Linked DNA regions of Homo sapiens: region 1 is linked to region 2. Evidence: chromatin contacts called from ENCODE Hi-C or POLR2A ChIA-PET data. All regions are on one chromosome and are shown on one strand. The core of a region is the stretch at or near the end of the contact, and the rest is flanking DNA. Distances in the headings are between cores, read along the strand shown. Region 1 overlaps TNIK (TRAF2 and NCK interacting kinase). Region 2 overlaps SLC2A2 (solute carrier family 2 member 2).

The links. Hi-C counts contacts between places; a loop is a spot of excess contacts on that map. ChIA-PET counts read pairs that join two places held with the same protein, here RNA polymerase II (POLR2A).
Region 1: a loop to region 2 is called in a map of PC-9, with 3 times the contacts of the local background. The contact joins two enhancer-like sites. A Hi-C loop is called at or near these places in 1 of 168 maps with a recorded cell type or tissue (PC-9). POLR2A ChIA-PET finds 5 or more read pairs at or near these places in 1 of 52 experiments (A673).

Annotation. Positions count from the first base shown.
Region 1 is chr3:171,354,303-171,358,833 of GRCh38, reverse strand. The region is part of intron 2 of TNIK (TRAF2 and NCK interacting kinase); the gene reads left to right. Among named protein-coding and RNA genes, the nearest start is that of TNIK, 100 kb to the left of the region's middle. Within about 2 kb of position 2,418, at least 6 of the 41 ENCODE cell types and tissues checked have a DNase peak (open chromatin) inside an H3K27ac peak, as active enhancers do; they include PC-9, where a contact is called at or near this core.
Region 2 is chr3:170,998,243-171,002,404 of GRCh38, reverse strand. It overlaps SLC2A2 (solute carrier family 2 member 2), which reads left to right. Exons shown (of 11, transcript NM_000340.2): 9 at 3,239-3,340; 10 at 4,009-4,162. Among named protein-coding and RNA genes, the nearest start is that of SLC2A2, 26 kb to the left of the region's middle. Within about 2 kb of position 2,389, at least 5 of the 41 ENCODE cell types and tissues checked have a DNase peak (open chromatin) inside an H3K27ac peak, as active enhancers do; they include PC-9, where a contact is called at or near this core.

The DNA of each region.
Region 1 (4,531 bases), core at 1,169-3,668, 360 kb before region 2:
AAATGGGTCTGCATGTCTGTCTGTCCTTACGTTGGCGTTCCTCCAAGGTACCTCACCAACAGCCCACTTTATTATCTGCAGGTGACTGACCGCCCCACAACTGCAGGGCTGCATCTTGTTCTAGGAAGCTGAAACCAGCTGAAGCCCTTGATTTTTCTACCCTGTTTATATCTAAATAAAACGATCCTTCTCAGGTAGAAGTCCACAAAAAATACGCAAGCATTTTGTATGAATCCTAAAAGAATATTGTGTATGTTTTCTGATATGGTTTGGCTGTCTCCCTACCCAAATCTCACCTTGAATTGTAATAATCCCCGGTCAAGGGTGGGGCCAGGTGTAGATGATTGAATCCTGGGGGCAGTTTCCCTCATACTGTTCTCGTGTAGTGAATAACTCTCAAGAGACCTGATGGTTTTATAAAGGGGAGTTGCCCTACACAAGCATTCTTGTCTGCACCATGTAAGATGTGACTTCGCTCCTCATTCACTTCCGGCCATGACTGTGAGGCTTCCCCGGCCATGTGGAACTGTGAGTCAATTAAACCTCTTTCCTTTATAAATTACTCAGTCTCAGGTATGTCTTTATTAGCAGTGCAAAAACAGACTAATACATTTTCTATATTAAAATGTCTGGGCTGTGGTTATTTTTATTACAATTTTACAAATGAGATTTCTCTTTACCTTAAATGTATCAACTATTTTTTAAAGCAGCAAAACATTTTTCCCCCACAGGAAACTCCAGTATTTGACACAATAGCAGGATGTTCTGGGAGGATAGTTAGGATCTACCTCATGGAGCCGTCCCTTTGCCGACACAACACTCCCCGATGCACCTCTACCTCCCTCCACAGAGTAGCCCCACACTTGGAGCTCCAGGGAGCACAGTTCTACATCCCCAGTCACAGGTTCCTATGACATGACCTCTGCCTCCCCCTCCAGCCTCATCTACGGCCCATCCTGATTCCCACTGTGTCCATCTATGGTAGCACATTGCGGGGCATTCGTGCACACTGCACACGGTGTCTGTTTATCCGTGCTGTGCCCTTCCTCACCCCCTGTTGGCTAGCAACCATACTATATCCTTAACACTTGGTTCAGGCAGCACCTGCCCAATGGGGTTTGATGGTTTTCCCTGCCTCTTCTCTCCGTACTCTGACCTGTTTGTAATCCTCTGTCTGGCTGTCTCCTATTCCAAACTGAGTCAGGGACATTACCTTACTGTTTCTCTAGTACCAATACAGAGTAGGTAGTTATAAATATGTACCAAAAAAAAAAAAAAAAAAGTACAGAGGCTGAGGCAGATGGATCACCTGAGGTCAGGAGTTTGAGACCAGCCTGGCCAAAATGGCAAAACCCCGTCTCTGCTAAAAATACAAAAACTAGCTGAGTGTGGTGGTCTGGGCCTGTAATCCCAGCTACTCGGGAGGCTGAGGCAGAAGAATCACTTGAACCTGGGAGATGGAGGTTGCAATGAGCTGAGATCATGCCACTGCACACTCCAGCCTGGGCCACAAAGGGAGACTCCATCTCAAAAAAAAAAAAAAATTCTGCTGAGTTTGGAATGCCCTAACTCAGTGAGATATGTTTAGGTTTGCTTCATCTCAACTGTTTGAGTATATAAATTAAGGAGACTGACACAAAATATAATATTTAGTAGCCAACAGCAGTTTGATACCTGATAAGTAAAAACAGTGTCCGCCTACCATCTAATATGACAGAAGAGAATAGGACAAAGAAAAAAATTGTTTTCCCTTCTTTTTAAAACTGGCTTTATGATTCTAAGGCTGTTTTTGTGGCTAAGCACAAAGAACCACAGCTCATCTGAACTTTTAAATAGCCCATTGCACACTTTTGATATCAGAGATGGGTTTTTGGAGGTTGTTTTCCATCTTCTACCATGTCTTTGGGACTGTAGAGTTAAACGTTGACATCACTGATATCAATCATAAAACATAAAACAATGGTTTTGAAACCTTCATATTCATTATTTCATTTGACCTTCACAGTAACCCCATAAGTTAGATAGAAGAGGTATGATTAACCTTGTCTTAAAGGAGAGAAATTTAGGTCTGAGAGTTTATAAATGTCTTCCCTTGAAGCCCCCAGGTAAGTAGTAGAGCATGACTCCTGATCGAGTCGCCTAAATTATCTTACCTCCACTCAGAAGTTTCCCAGGAGGAAATTTGTGTATAACATCTCCTTAAATGTTTGGCAAAGATTGGTTTTGCCCTGCCCTTCCATTGCATGTTTAGAATATTTTAAGTAGATTCTTGATAAGTCTGAATTTATACTATAGAGCAGCGATGCCATAGCCTGTTTCAATATATAGTGCTTCTCATCTTTATAGCAAAAATACTAAAAGGTGATTCATGGCTTGGTGATTACTCATTGATTTCTTAGTAAATGGGGACACTGTGTTTTTGTACAACAAACACAATTGTGTTTTCCCAGAAAGATAAGAAGTGGATTCTTTTCCACCTACAAAAAAGGAAGCGGCATACCTTGGGCTACTTACATTTTACAATATAAAATACATCTGTGTTGATTATTTAAGGGAGTTGGTTGCCTCGTTTCTCAGAAAGGAGGAAGAAATTTCTAGACTTCTTAAAAAATCAGCTCCAATAGCCAGGTGCATTATGATTTTTTTTTCCCCCCAGAAAAACTCTATATTCAGACTGGAGCTTGATAAATGTTTGTTGAAATGAATTGAATTGATTTATTCGCTCAGCTTCAGTTGTGTGATTTTGTGAGCAAATGGATGAATCTTACTGCTCTGGAGACCACGCAAATATTTGCCAGGTGTATAATTTGTACTTTTCCTCTATTCCAAGCAGGGGGAAGGCCAGTTACCTGTTACCTGGTGTGGCATTGTAGCAAGTTGCTTACTCTTTGCTTTTATATTTCCTCCTTTACAGGGATGCCTAGGTTTGTGTGTTTGGGGTTGAGGGTGGGGAGAGACAATGAAATAGAGGATGGAAAGAAAGAATTTCTGGGTATTGTAGAGGAGGATGACCTGGCTACAATACCGAGATGTAATCTCTTGGATAATTTGCATGACTGCAAGTTAGGAATACCTGTGACTCTCTATTTCCGTTTCCATTAAGGATCACATTATTCACTTTTTTCCTTACAGGTTTTAGTTATATAACATCAGTAACCCAGGAATGCTAGAGATGCCTCTATCAGATACTTTCATGACAAGTTTTAGCCAGAGTTATCTCATTCTTTCTCTTTGTCAAAATAGTGAAAGTTAGTGAAAACAGGACAGTGTGTCCTCTTCTTTGGGTGGAGGCAAAGCTGATTTTATATTCTCTTCAAAAGAGTTGCAAATTAGGCAGATTCTGATTTCTCCCCAGCTAACACTTCTGGTGATTTCAGCTGGAGAAAATGAATGTTTTGTGGCCTAAATGTTTAGTACATTTTGTTCTACCATTTTGTACCCACTTGTGAACTTATGAAGAGACACTTCAAATACTTCAGAACTTCAAAACCTTTCCATTCCCTCAAGAAACCTATCACAGAAGCCAATCACCAAAGCCTCCCTCCTGCTCCATATGAATATGCCCCTCTGAGAGTGCTTCAGGGAGGAGGTGCCTGAAGCCAAGCCCTCTGAGGCAACCCCAGCTTTCATGGTCTGCTGTAGGATGGGGAAATGGGATGAGCAGATGATTAATACGGAGCCATGGCTGCTCTGTCCTTGGGGTTCCAGTTTATCTGTTGCTCAGAACAAGATTTGCTTGAATAAGACGAATGCCTACGGTTAATCAGCTGAGTAAATAGTCATAAATTAAGATGTGACCAAGAATCCAGTGTTCACAGGGGATGGGGGAAAATACAAGACAGAAAAGACAAAAACAAAAAAAAGTCTGCTAACAGAACCCAAAACAGAATAGCAACATTGAAAACAGAACGCTCTTTGAGTATTGTTTTCTAGTCTAGAAGCATAGGAGATTTATGGCTACCTGATTAAGTTGATGAGTAATACTATGGTCAGATGTGCTCTTTGAAATTTGGCCTAAGTACTATGCATCATGGTGTTACCTCTCTCTGAAATCTATATATTTGTGAATAGCTAAAAGTAAGATAGGTATTGACAATGTTTTCTTTCACAGCCCAATCACTACTTAAATTATTTCTCCCTCAGCAGTCTTAATCTACATTCTCAGTGTTGAAGAAACTCCTTAGTCTGTGCAACAGTCTCTAGGGAGTATCTTTGCATTTCTAACAATCAACTCTGGAGATTAATTGGGATTATGAGGCCCATTTGCTCATAATCATAAGATTTCAGTGTCTGACTCAGGATCTTGTTTCTCAGGAAGCCCAAGGGTAAGGACACAGAGAACTCCTAGGCTTTAGTCTTGTGTCAGCCGAGTCCTGCTACAAGCTGCCCTTTTGGCCCTCCGAGGTCCTGGAGGTTTTCTTTTGAAATTTCCTTGAGGAACACGGCTCAGGTAGTGGACCAGCTCAGGTGCTCTAATTTCAGTGTGAGTCTGTGGGCAGTTGCACTCAACTACTTCTCCGTGGCTGGTGTC
Region 2 (4,162 bases), core at 1,140-3,639:
ATTGAGATTAGGCATAACTGAGGTGAATCGCTGATTCTCTGCACTGCTGGGATGCCATTTAGTCACTCATTTGTGAATTTTTAACTCACTTGGGGACACAGAGAACTTCCTCCTTGTGCAGATTCCTAGGTTCCTTCTTTTCTCTGTACATAAACCCCTTGGGAGTAGCTGACAGCTTGTCATTTCTATTGATATTGGATGGTCTACTTAGATTCCTCTTTTTACATAGTTCAAATTCTTTTTTTTACCATGTGCCTTGGGGGAAACATATAAAAATAAATAAACAAGGCCCTCTCTAACAGACATTTAAGCCTTTAAGCAAAGTTAAACAGACTCAGCAAATGGTATTAAGCCATTGAGCAGAGCTTCCAAGTAGTTCACAAGGTTGTGGCTTCCGGTGATGCATGAGAGTATGTGTGAGATTATGAGGGAAGTGACATAGTAACTAGAAATGTTATTGTTTTCTTCCAACAAAAAAAAAAGTCATATACTCTTCTTAAAACCAAATAACTTTATATAAGAAGTGATGGTTCTTATATATTAAGGATATATAAGAAGTGATGGTTCTTATATATTAAGGATATATAAGAAGTGATGGTTCTTATATATTAAGGATATATAAGAACCTGACAACAAGAATATCTAACATAATAATCTAAGAAGTAAACAAACAACAATAAAGACAAAAACTCCCCAACTAATGTAATTCACTGTAGAATGAGAGTCATTGAGCTTATTTTTATCTTTGTTCAACAAGATAAAAACAGCAAAAAGTTTATTCTTTTCAATTTTAGTCACAATACTATACTCAATATAATTTAGTCACTTGTTTTTTATTCTCTGCACATGAACTCTTAACTATTACCTTAGGGTGATCAATAAATTACAGCCTGGCTACCCAGATCAAAAGGCAGGTTTGTCCAGACCACATTAAACAGTGCTGGACCTTGGAAAGAGCAGGAAAAACAGATAATAACGAAACACCAATGGTTCTGTAGACATACCTTTAGAGATAAGGCCTGTTTAAACCAAAAGGCCACTCTAAATCAATCAAGACCTGTTTCTGAAGTGCAATCCAAGGGACTATTCACCCTTTTGTCTCCTGGAATATTTTTTACAAATTCTTCAACATATTTTTTATGATAGATTATTATTAAAACATTTTGTGTATAATAGGATTTTCTATGTAAAGCATCAAATTGTCAAGATTGGGTAGCCTAAATTCTGAAAAAATCTAAAGAGGAAACTTCTGTAAAGTTTCATTTTTGCACCCTGCTCCCAACCCCACTGATGTGGGAGGAGTTGTTTAAGACAGTGTCCTAATTATTTTGAATGTACCTTTTTAGAGTCCATCCTTTGATTCTGTTTAAGTTTTTGAACAGGGAAGTGACATAATCTTTTAAAACCAGTCCAAATCATTAATTAAGCCTCCAGGACTACAGATCACATTTAAAATTTTTAATTATATTAATTTTTGAAACATTGTTTTAAAGTTCAAAAAGTATAAAAAGGATAGTCCCTCCGTCACCCAGTTTCTCTCCCCAAAATTAACCAATGTTACCAAATTGTGTGTGTACTTTCAAATAAAAATATGCAAATAGAAATATGCACTGAATATATTAATGTTTCACCAAATTGGAAGAACATCAGTTTGTTTTTGGGAAGAGAGACTTTCCCAACTCCACACTAATTGTGTTCCACATCCTATATTTTCTTCCACACTAATGGGCTGGTAGAAGAGGGCCTGTAATCTTGAGAGAAAAAAAGCAGAAAGAAAATGGAGGGATCTAGGAAGCAGGATGACACTGAGAAAGAAGCGGTGACTACCAAATTGGAACTAAGAGCCCAGGATTTGCGTGAGGCCCTGGGGCAAAGATGAGCGTTCTAATTGGGAAGACATCTCCAGCCACTGACCATGTCTCACTCCTTGTCACACTCATCCTGAGTGTACACCAGGCCTCAGGGACAGAGGCCAACTCAATTTTCAAGATGTTCAGTTTTAGAGTTTATAGTAAGGGAGCTTATTCACAAAGAAATGCTTCTATTTTCTTGGTAGCTTGACGTGGTGGCACCAAGCCAGTTTTGAACATCATAATAAAAGAGTTAAAATATAGAGAGAAATTTAATGAACTTGAGAAAAGTCTGTTTTTTCCAACTTCCTTCTCAATAATTAAATATGTGCTCTTAGCTTATCATCTTATCTGAAGTGATTTAAAACTCTGATATGAGTGTGCCTCTGAGAAACAGGCTTTCACTGTAGGTGAAATGTTTCTAAGATGTCTTCAGAGCCAGAGCTCACTATACTAAAGACATTGGATTGCTATTGATTTACTGATAGGCTGATGAGCCAGCCAACTTGCTCACCAGGTGCCAAAGTGAGAAATTATGACAGGAAGTTTTGTGGGGGGTGAGGGGGAGAGTGACTCACCAGCCTTGGTAATATTCCAAGGATCAGGCAAGAGTATAACAAACTCTGGTCTTGGCTAATTGTAAAACTTAACCATTAATGCAAAGGTCCACAAAACTAAAGGAATCAATGACGTATCTCCTCAGTTAAGATAAGAAAGCATTTTAACCCTTTGCTTTAAAGTGCTAACTTTTAAAACGAATAGTTCACTCCCAGCACAAGATACAATTAAGCATACCAGAAAAATGCAGGCCTATTTTGGTTCAATTATCAAATTCCACATGTTGCTAGGTGAGTGGTCATAATAGGACTTTATTAAGCAGTGAGAAAATTGGATGAGAATAGTTGACACCTGAACAGTTGTACTGTTTCCGGTGTCAATAGTGCACAGACCCTTGTAATTATAACTTAGGATAACTATTAGAAAATAAGTTAATGTCATGTTTAAATGTGGAACCTTCAAATTTTAAATGTACAGGACATCTATTGGAAGAGACCCCAGCTGTACAGTCTGTGAATATTGTACCCAAAGTGATAATCCTGGAGTAGTGGTAACATTATGGTTCTATCTCTATAATGGTCTATTCAAACCAATGTGACTAAATTAAGCAGATATTTGATCATTACCCGCTGTCCACTGAAACTAGCTCTGCCACCTGGGGCTAGAGTCACTCCCCACCTTGATCTCACTCCTGTAAAATGGAAGGATGGAATTGCCTCTTATCTGTTATATAAATTAAAATGACCTCTTTGGCAGTAAAAATGATTTAAGTAAACAGTCAATATTTTGTGACTCACAAAACTGAGATAATTTCTTTAAAATTGTCCTAGGTATTCCTTGTGGAGAAGGCAGGGCGACGTTCTCTCTTTCTAATTGGAATGAGTGGGATGTTTGTTTGTGCCATCTTCATGTCAGTGGGACTTGTGCTGCTGGTAAGTTTGGTGCCTGCACTGAGGTTTTTCATTAACATATGATGGTACCTGGCACCTCTGTGGTCCAGGTTAAAGTGCTTTGTATTCAAAAATATTTGAGACTGACTTACGAAATAAAGCCAGAGCAACAGCATAAAATCAAAGGAGATATATAAAGAAAAGATGAACTAGTTTCTTGGGTTTAAGACTGAATATCAGCATGTAAATTCTGGTTGTCATCCAGGGAGGCCATGTACCCATGGTTAGAGCATAGGCTCTGGATTCACCGCCAACTGGGTTTTAATGCTGACTCTGCCACATGGCTTCCTGTGTGACCTTGGGCATGTACCTGAACCTCTGCCCTCCTGGCATTGTCATCCACTACTTCACAGGGAGCTAAACATCTTGTCTGGAAACCTTAGTATGAGCAGAAGCAAAGGTCACTGGATCCTTGCCCTGCCTCTTTTACAGGAAAATCCTAATCCAGAGGATTTCCTTATAAGAAATCTAAAGAGTTATGCATGATTCAGACTAGAATAATTTCTCTCAGAATAGAATAACTTATACTTGCTTGAACAAAATACATTAGAAAAAGTTGTATGCCGCCTGTGAACTCAGAGGCTACTTAGCTAAAGGAAAAAGCAGCCAAATGATCTCAGTCCCACTATTGTTTTTGTTTTTTTCCTCAGAATAAGTTCTCTTGGATGAGTTATGTGAGCATGATAGCCATCTTCCTCTTTGTCAGCTTCTTTGAAATTGGGCCAGGCCCGATCCCCTGGTTCATGGTGGCTGAGTTTTTCAGTCAAGGACCACGTCCTGCTGCTTTAGCAATAGCTGCATTCA